Regions from separate parts of the Homo sapiens genome. Here regions 1 and 3 are each linked to region 2. Evidence: chromatin contacts called from ENCODE Hi-C data. All regions are on one chromosome and are shown on one strand. Each heading gives the region's core, a stretch centred on a gene start or an enhancer-like site at or near the end of the contact. The rest is flanking DNA. Distances are from core to core; before and after follow the strand shown. Region 1 overlaps VPS13D (vacuolar protein sorting 13 homolog D). Region 2 overlaps ZBTB17 (zinc finger and BTB domain containing 17). Region 3 has its middle 11 kb from the start of MIR6729.

Region 1 (3,032 bases), core at 271-2,770, 3.5 Mb before region 2:
AAGAGCAAAACTCCGTCTCAAAAAAAAAAAAAAAGAAAAGAGCGAAAACATCTTTAGTACTGGTTCTTGCCCTAGGACAGAAGTGGCTGTTTGCTGTACCTCTCAGTGGACACTGAAAATGTGGATGTGTCCAGTTGCCTGCTGTCCAGCAACCCTGGAAGAACTTGTGATGGCTTTGTCTTCGTTATGAGAACACTTTGATCTGAACCCCTTTCCTTTTCTGAATCCTTTCCCTTTTTTTTTTTTTTTTAAGACAGTCTCACTGGCTGAAGTGCAATGGCACCATCTTGTCTCACTGCAACCTCTGCTTCTTGGGTTCAGGCAATCCTCCCAACCCGGCCTCCTGAGTAGCTGGGACTACGGGAGCACACCACCACACCTGGCTAAATTTTTTTTTCTCGTAGAGATGGGGTTTCTCTATGTTGCTCAGGCTGGTCTCTAACTCCTGGGCTGAAGTGATCCTCCTGCCTCAGCCTCCCAAAGTGCTGGGATTACAGGCATGAGCCACTGTGCCTGGCGTCTGAGTCCTCCTTCTAAAGGGAACCCACTGCACAGCATCTGGCTGCTGCCAACAAAATGACTGCCCCACCAGTCCCACAGGTGATGAGAGTTTGCAATGGCCTTCACAGCTTAGTACCTTAGTACCTTTTCTCTCCTGGTAACTTAGAATGGAAGCCCCATGGGGGCCCACGCATATCTGCGAGGGTGCACAGGCATGTGGCAGAATGAGCCAGGGGCCACCCTCTTGTTCTGGAGGTGCTGAGAGCCGGCCTGGCTGGGGGCTGTAACTGTCAGGCTGACTCCCAGCCACACTGTCCTCCCTGGAGTAGGTGCTCGAAACCTTTGCTTTTTGCCTTTTCGCTTTAATCTGGAACGCTTGGGGAAAAAAAAAAAACAAAAAAACAAAAAAACAACAACAAAACAGTAGACCAAATGGTGACTGAGTCCCAACCCTTCTTCAGGCCAGATGAAATCATGGTCCCTGCTGGCGCCATTCCTCCATCTCAGAGCCCTCACTTGGGTTCAGACCCTCAGTCACACAGGGAGCCCCGCCACAGCTGAAGTGTTTTGTCAGAGCAAGATTGCAAAGAGTTAACACTTTTGCTTTTTCGGAAAGTTATCTGTGAAGAGTATTAGTTGTTTAATAAAGCGTGCCTGCCCTCCCGATGAACCCGCCAGTGACTCTGCAGCTGGGGTCATTCCAAGTTCACGCAGTGGACTTTTGACTGCCTTCTGTGTCTGTGAAAACAGTCGGCAGCTCCTGCGGGGATCATTCATTCAGGCCTGTAACACAAAACTATTGCCAATGGGCACCTGCTGGGGCAGCTTCCCGGGAGGGCTGGGAGGAAGATACCAAACTCATCAGGCATCTGTGGAGATAAGAGCGGCAGGGGATCCACTGGGATCCCGCTAATCAGGCCTGCACTTAGACCCCACTGCCTGGCCAACAGGCTGGTGTCAGAATGTATTAGGCAGCCCTGGCCAGGATAGGATGTGAGCTAATTAAAGGCCTTTTACAAAGAGGAGGAGGTAGGGGGTGGGGAGAGAGAGAGAGTGAGAGAGAGAGAGAGAGAGTGTGTGTGTGTGTGTGTGTGGAGGAGGAGGAGGAGGAAAGAAGTTTGAAGTGCATTCCCCAAATTTCCAGCACATTCTTTATTCCTCTGTTTTATCCCTCAAAACAGAAGAAAACAAATTAGAGGCTGAGCATTTGGTTATTTCTAACCTGAAATTGTCATTCATTGTGCCTGATGCCGTATTGGTTTTAACTGCTATTTTTGTGGAATTACATATACTGTGAAAGACATCTTTTGCCGCAGTCTCCCTGGGAACATCCTGTTGTTGAAATGCCGTTGGTCAGCTGCTTGAATTTTGCCCTTTTCTCTGACTTTGACACATCAAGGCAAAAATAGGTACCTATTTGTGGTGTGTTCTAGGTTTCTCCCTTTTGCTTGGAAAATCCACTTGCCAGCTGTGAAGGGTGCTGCTGGGAGGATGAAATGAGTCAGTGCACAGCGTGTGCTCTTAAAGTTTGGTGGTTGAGGTGGCGGTGGTAGCAGCTTGGCTCTGTGGTTTAAAATGCCACAGCATGCACTATCTTGAAAATACTCAGTAGTCCTAGCATACAACTGGGTTTTAGTTACACCTACTTAAGGAAGAAAGCTCATTTGAAAGTGTTTGATTTTCCTGTACTTTCGTTTGTTTATTTAGCCTGTGTATTCCCCCCACCCCCAGTAAGCAGCAAACTAACTTATTTATAGGCCTCAGGTATGTTTAAATCTGTGGTATTTTCTTAATCAGCCTGATAATGATACATTTTTGAAAGCAGTTTTGTTCACACATAAACCTAAGCCTTTATTATATTATTCTGATACATTCCACATAAGCTTGTCTGTGCACAAAGAAACATTTAGATTAATCTTGTACTACATGGTAACAATCCTAGGAAATTCCAATCAAAAGCCAACAACCTGTTTCCTTCATTCTGGACTGTTGGTGGGTTTGTTTTTGTCTGTGGTCTGATAAGGAGTAACAACAATGTTAATTTTGTATTTCCTTGGCATTTGTCTCACATAATCTTTTGTCAAAGTTGACCAGTAGGCTTGTCAGGCTTGCCATGCAGTTTATGAAATAAATAGTTACAATGGAGTAGTTAACTTAGCCCTGCGGAATATGTTAGTGTATCCTTACCGTAAGTGTTTAAAATGTTAATTACATTTATCTTTATTTCTCAGCATTGCTATACAGAAAACATGGGATAGACACTGATACTGATTGCCCAGTTGAAATAAGTTTTGAATTTAGTAACTGAATGGATAGCTTTAAAAATGGTACTAATATTTTGGGAGACTGAGGTGAGCAGATTGCTTGAACTCAGGAGTTCGAGACCAGCCTGGGCAACATGACCAAAAAAAAAAAAAGTCTAAAAAATACAAAAATTAGCTGGGCGTGGTGGCACCCGCCTGTAGTCACACCTACATGGGAGGCTGAGGTGGGAGGATCATCCGAGCCTAGGAAGTTGAGGCTGCAGTGAG
Region 2 (3,225 bases), core at 203-2,702:
GCAATGGGCCAAGGATTTACTAGACACCAGTTCACCAGTTTTCTAAAATGATGTATTTTACAAGTCAGTGTGGTATTTAAACAGAGAACAGGCCGGGCACGGTGGCTCACGCCTATAATCCCAGCACTTTGGGAGGCCGAGATGGGTGGATCATGAGGTCAGGAGTTCAAGACCAGCCTGGCCAAGATGCTGAAACCCCGTCTACTAAAAATAAAAAAAAATTAGCCAGGCGTGGTGGCACGCATCTGTAATCCCAGCTACTCAGGAGGCTGAGGCAGGAGAATCGCTTGAACCTGGGAGGCGGAGTTTGCAGTGAGCTGAGATCGCGCCACTGCACTCCAGCCGGGGCAACAGAGTGAGACTCCGTATCAAAAAAAAAAAAAAAAGAATTTCTGCTCATCAAAAACAAAAAACAATATCCTACAGTGAAAAGACAAGCCACAAACTGGAAGTAGGTAGTTATAACACATATAACTGACAAAGAATTAGTATCCAAAATAAGAAATAAAAAACAAAAAACTAACAAAATGTCTACAAACCACCCAATAGAAAAATGAGCAAGACAATCTGTTGTTTCCGAGAAGATGAAATCTGAATGATCAGTAAGCAACGAAAAGATGCCCAACTCAGAACCAGGAAAATGCAAATCAAAACCACATGAGATGTCATTGTACGCCCACCAGATTAGTAAAAATGTTGAAGTCTGAAAATACCATTGTTGAGAGGATATGAGGCAAACGGAATTGTTGAAGGGTAAACTGGGGAAACAGTTTTGGCAACAACTTGGCATTATTTGTTAAGTTGAAGACGCACATACCCTGTGACTCCACTCCCAGCTGCAGTCCCTGGAGAGGCTGTGCATACATGTCCCGGGAATGTGAACAGTGGCACTGTTTGTCTCAGCAAAATACTGGAAACAACCCAAATGTCCACCAGTAATAGAAAGGATAAATAAATTCTCATACAATGGAACATTATTCATCTGTGAAAATGAAATACCACTCTATGCAACGTGGATTAATGTCAAGGCACTGAAGAAAACAATATGATTATATTAAGTTCAAAAACCTGCAGAATTAAACGGTACATTGTTTAGCAATACAAACACATGGTAAAACTATAAAGAAAAGCAAGAGTGATAAAAGCAAAACTCAGGGATGACTTGGGCCGGGTGAGATCAGGGAGGGGACACAGGGGACTCCAAAGGTAACAGTAAGTTCTTTTTGGAAACTGGGTAATGGGTACATGGAAGATGTTTCTTGTATCCTTATTCTTTACACTGAACACATTCTTTTGTATGGAGTCAACATTTAACAAAAACGATTTACAAAATTAAACAAGTTCTTTCTTACTTTAAATCATTTGCCAAGCATTAATTTGGGCTGCTGACTGAGTCACAGTAACGGGGGAAAATCCCTGAGGGGCCCACATGGCCCCGAGACTACAGAAATGAGAAGTGCTTTGCTCTCTGAGCTCTGGTGATACAGCTTCCCATGGGGCAGGCTGGCGAAATTCGAGTGGAGCCTGCCACTCGGGACAGGAAAGTGACTGCTTAGGTTAATAAGTTCCAGTATAGGAAGTGGTGCGGCTGGGGTGGGGAGAACAGATTCTACTGCCAGACCTTTCAAGACCAGAAGCTGAGTAGATTTTTGATGTTACAATGAACCCACTAAGCCTGCTTTCTGGCCCGCTCTCCACTCGCAGCGGGAATTCCCACCTCTGAGCCTCTGTCCACACTGCTGTTTAGATATGAGTGAACAACTCTCAGTTCTAACCATGCCCTTTGCTTCCTTCCTTTGAAGCCCAGCCCTACGAACCATCTCTCTTCAATTCATAACAAGCACGTTTGAATCCAAGAGCCTAAGCCCCAGTTTTCTACACGTATCTGTGCTGACTGCATTACTGAGGTCAACCTTAATCACCCTGGGACTGTCAAACTATTGATGTCCATAAGGATTCTCTGTGCTGGCATTCCACACACACGCAGCAAGGTTCAATGAGCCACAGTACTTACTCTCTGACCTCTATTATTTCAACCATTTAAAAATTGTGGCCACGGGAGGCTGAGGTGGGAGGATCGCTTGAGCCCTGGAGGTCGAGGCTGCAGTGAGCTATAATCCCAGCACTGCACTCCAACCTGGGCGAAAGAGCGAGACCCTGTCTCAAAAATTAAATTAATTAATTAATTAATTAAAAAACAAAAAAAAAAGCCGTGGCCAGCAAAAGAAGTAGATTATGATCTCCAGGACAATATGTTTTGTACATAAAATGTATTTGGAGTTTTTTGTTTTCATTAAAGTTGAGGTCCCTCCCTACTGTGATGTCAAACCCAACAATGGGTCACCCCACAGGACACCACCCCTGCTCGCACCTGTAATCCCAGTCCTTTGGGATGGCGCAGGTAGGTGGATCACTTGAGCCCAGGAGTTCAAGACCAGCCTGGGCAACGTGGCGAAACCCTATCTCCACAAAAAACAGAAAAATTAGCTAGGTGTGGTGGTGTGTGCTAGTAGTCCCAGCTACTTGGGGGGCTGAGTCAGGAAGATCGCTTGAGCCAGGGAGGTCGAGGCTGCAGTGAGCTATGACAGCTCCACTGCTCTCTAGCCTTGGCCACAGAGCAAGGCCCTAATTAAAAAAAAAAAGTGTTATATGAGGCTGGGTTTGGTGGTTCAAGCCTATAATACCAGCACTTTGGAAGGCTGAGATAGATGGATTGCTTGCGCCCAGGAGTTTGGGACCAGCCTGGGCAACACGGCGAGATTCTGTCTCTACCAAAAAAAAAAAAAGTTTCCTGGGAGGAGAGGGGGGTAACTTACTTTCCACAGGTACACGCTTGAGAACCTTCTGATTTTTCTACCTTGTGCATGCATTCCCATAGTAAATGTTGTTTTCTTCCTAAACTCTGCATATTTTCTTTTTTGACCCTCAAGAGTCTTCTATCAAATAACAGTAATTATGGAGCCAGGGACTCGACTAAGCACTTTACATGCATGACCTTATTAATAATTCCACCCAATAAAGTTATATTCAAGGTAACTATTATCCACATTTTACAACTGAGGAAACTGAGGGTTAGAAAGGTCAAGTACTTTGCCCAAGGGCATACAGCTAGTAATTATAAGAAGCAAACATAAGCCCACATACGCCTGGCTTAGGAGTTTGTGTTCCTAACTGCTACCCTATACTGCAGGGGTTTCTTAACTGGGGGTGATTTTGTGCCAGGAG
Region 3 (2,782 bases), core at 151-2,650, 3.9 Mb before region 2:
CCAGTTTCATTAGCATGGAGGCTCTGAGGACAGGGAGGGAGGAGGGATGTGGGTGGGCAGGACCCTCCCTGGGGCCAGTGCTGAGGCTGTGAGGGTGGATGGCTGAAGCCTTGCAGGAAGTTTTGAGAGGAAGCTGGGCCCACAGGATCGTGATGTGATCAGTTGGGGTGGCATAAGAGTGCCTGATGATGGTTTGGGTGGCCTTTGGGGACATCCCCTGTCATGCCATCACCATGCTGAGCTCTGACCACACTCTCTTTGGCCCTCTTTATCTGTGGCTAAGAGTTGGCAACACAGCCTCTGAAACTCAGCAGAAACCCCTCTGCTTCCCCCAGCCCTGCCTCCTCTATCCCCCACCATTGTTGATGGGATACCAGAGGCACCCAGGTGTCCTGGGCCTCCAGCTCCCGAGGCAAGGAAGCCTTTCTTGGCCAGCCAGGACTCATGACATCTCAGCCAGTGGAGAAGGGGAGAGGGAGGGCTTTGAGAATTCCCCAGGCCTCAGATTTGGTGGGGGAACCCTTCCTGTCCACCAGGATTGAGGGTTACAGAACACCCCAGCCTCGAGGGAGAACTAGCTGCCCCCCATCCCATTCCCAGCAAATTCTGACAAACACCCCCTGACTCCCATGGTGGAAGTTTGCCAGGTGTCAACTAAAGAAAATAAAAAGCTGAAGAATTAGAGTTCGGGCTGGGTGTGGTAGCTCACACTTGTAATCCCAGTAATTTGGGAGGCTGAAGCCAGTGGATTGCCCGAGCCCAGGAGTTTAAGAGCAGCCTGGGCAACATGTAGAGATGAAACCCCATCTCTACTGAAAATACAAAAAATTAGCCAGGCATGGTGACATACATCTGTGGTTCCCAGCTACTTGGTAGGCTGAGGTGGGAGGATCACCTGAGCCCGGGGAAGTCTGAGACTGCAGTGCGTGGTGATCACAACACTGCACTCCAGCCTGAGCAACAGAGTGAGACCATGTCTAAAAATAAATAAATAAATAAAAATGCCGGGCGTGGTGGCTCAAGCCTGTAATCCCAGCACTTTGGGAGGCCAAGGTGGGCAGATCACTTGAGGTCAGGAGTTCGAGACCAGTCTGACCAACATTGAGAAACCCAGTCTCTACTAAAAATACAAAATTAGCCGGGCGTGGTGGCACATGCCTGTAATGTCAGCTACTCGGGAGGCTGCGGGAGGAGAATCGCTTGAACCCGGGAGGCAGAGGTTGCAGTGAGCTGAGATCACACCATTGCATTCCAGCCTGGGCAACAAGAGTGAAACTCCGTCTCAAAAACAAAAAACAAAAACTTTAGAGTTCTTTTTATTCAGAAGTTTTACCAGGACTATAGACCGAGCCTATTGCCTGAGAGCAGCCCTGTGGAGGGGTTCTATCAGCTGCTCTGGCAGTTTCAGTTCACAGTTTATGTACAGGTGGTGAAGCTGTAATATGTACAAAATCACATCGAGGTTTGGGTATAGAGTACATCTGGCTATAGATGACTAAAGCACATCTGCTGAATCGATTGTGGAGGCAGAATCACTAACCCCACCAGATGGTATCTTATGTGTAGGAAAAAGCAAGTCTGGGGCCATTTATCTTTCAAGGAATATAGTGACTCACGCAAGAGACATGGGGCTCTATTCTGTTTTGTCTTCAAAGCATCCCTCCAGAGAGCTGCCCATTGTCACAGAGCCAGCGGCTTGTGAATCCACTCAAGCAGAAATGAGCAAACATAACTTCTTACATTTGCTACTTAGGCTCACCCAGGAGAGGAAGCAGCCCCAGGTGCCAGCTGTGTGTTGCAGAACACTGGACCTGGAGCCTCAGCCTGGGGGTCAGTGTTGGCTGCTGCTCCTGCACAAGTCAGTGGGCTTCTCTGAGCCTCAGTTTCCTCATCTGTAGAATGGGGATTAGAATGCTACCTACTGGGCCAGGCACCGTGGCTCACACCTATAATGCCAACACTTTGGGAGGCCAAGGTGGGTGGATTGCTTGAGCCCAGGAGCTCGAGACCGGCTTGGGCAACATAGGGAGACCCCTGTCTCTACAAAAGAATTTAAAAAATTAGCCAGGTGTGGTGGCACGAACCTGTGTTTCCAGCCACTTGGGAGGCTGAGGCAGGAGGATCACTTGAGCCCAGGAGTTGGAAGCTGCAGCGAGCCACGGTCGAGCTACTGCACTCCAGCCTGGGTGACAGAGCAAGACCCTGTCTCAAAAAACAAAACAAAACAAAACAAAACAACAACAACAAAAAAAAAAAACCCAGAAAACCAAGAATGTTACCTACTGCGTTGGGGTTTTTAGAGGATGAAATTAGATGATCAGGAGATGAAATGCGTAGTGCAGTACTGGGCCTAATAAATGTGCAACATTATTATTTGAAACCAGGGCCTGTGTGCATATTGGCAGATGAGGATCCTGTCTCTAGAGGGGTCCACCCCACCTGGCCAGATACACAGTAAGGAATGAGCCGAGTGGGAGCAGGGGAAGTTTCAGGTGATTCTTCCATGAAATGATGGACACAGGGCGCTGGCCCAGTGTCTGTGCTGGAGTAGGGCCCTGCGGGCCTCCAAGCCTGGGAGGGTCAGAGGCCTGAAAACCACTCAGGCCCTTCCAGGAATCTTTGGTTGGGAACTCTAGGGACTCTGTAGGACACGGTGTGGGAACAGAGCAGGATGGGGGCAGTTACCCACACCTCCATTCCACTCCTCCTGCAGGGTAAGACCTGCTCAAGTCCCGCCTTCAGGCCGGATTGCCCAAACCTTTCCTCAGTCTCCCTGCCTGGC

The links. A loop is a pair of places that touch in the nucleus more often than their neighbours do. Pooled maps may share reads with other maps.
Region 1: a loop to region 2 is called in a map with no recorded cell type, with 13 times the contacts of the local background. The contact joins two enhancer-like sites. A Hi-C loop is called at or near these places in 3 of 37 single-sample maps with no recorded cell type and 4 of 50 pooled maps.
Region 3: a map with no recorded cell type shows a loop between it and region 2 (7-fold over the local background). The contact joins two enhancer-like sites. A Hi-C loop is called at or near these places in 2 of 37 single-sample maps with no recorded cell type and 3 of 50 pooled maps.

What each region holds. Positions count from the first base shown.
Region 1 is chr1:12,432,376-12,435,407 of GRCh38, forward strand. The region is part of intron 65 of VPS13D (vacuolar protein sorting 13 homolog D); the gene reads left to right. Among named protein-coding and RNA genes, the nearest start is that of SNORA59A, 73 kb to the right of the region's middle. RefSeq lists an enhancer at 1,112-1,256 and a cis regulatory region at 1,179-1,189. Within about 2 kb of position 1,521, at least 26 of the 41 ENCODE cell types and tissues checked have a DNase peak (open chromatin) inside an H3K27ac peak, as active enhancers do.
Region 2 is chr1:15,964,744-15,967,968 of GRCh38, forward strand. All of the region lies in intron 2 of ZBTB17 (zinc finger and BTB domain containing 17), which reads right to left. It overlaps LOC124903855 (a long non-coding RNA gene), which reads left to right. Exons shown (of 3, transcript XR_007065486.1): 3 at 1-2,900. Among named protein-coding and RNA genes, the nearest start is that of ZBTB17, 9.7 kb to the right of the region's middle. RefSeq lists enhancers at 738-907, 1,190-1,379. Within about 2 kb of position 1,453, at least 19 of the 41 ENCODE cell types and tissues checked have a DNase peak (open chromatin) inside an H3K27ac peak, as active enhancers do.
Region 3 is chr1:12,039,116-12,041,897 of GRCh38, forward strand. No RefSeq gene overlaps it. Among named protein-coding and RNA genes, the nearest start is that of MIR6729, 11 kb to the left of the region's middle. RefSeq lists a cis regulatory region at 1-256 and enhancers at 39-538, 1,604-1,673. Within about 2 kb of position 1,401, at least 3 of the 41 ENCODE cell types and tissues checked have a DNase peak (open chromatin) inside an H3K27ac peak, as active enhancers do.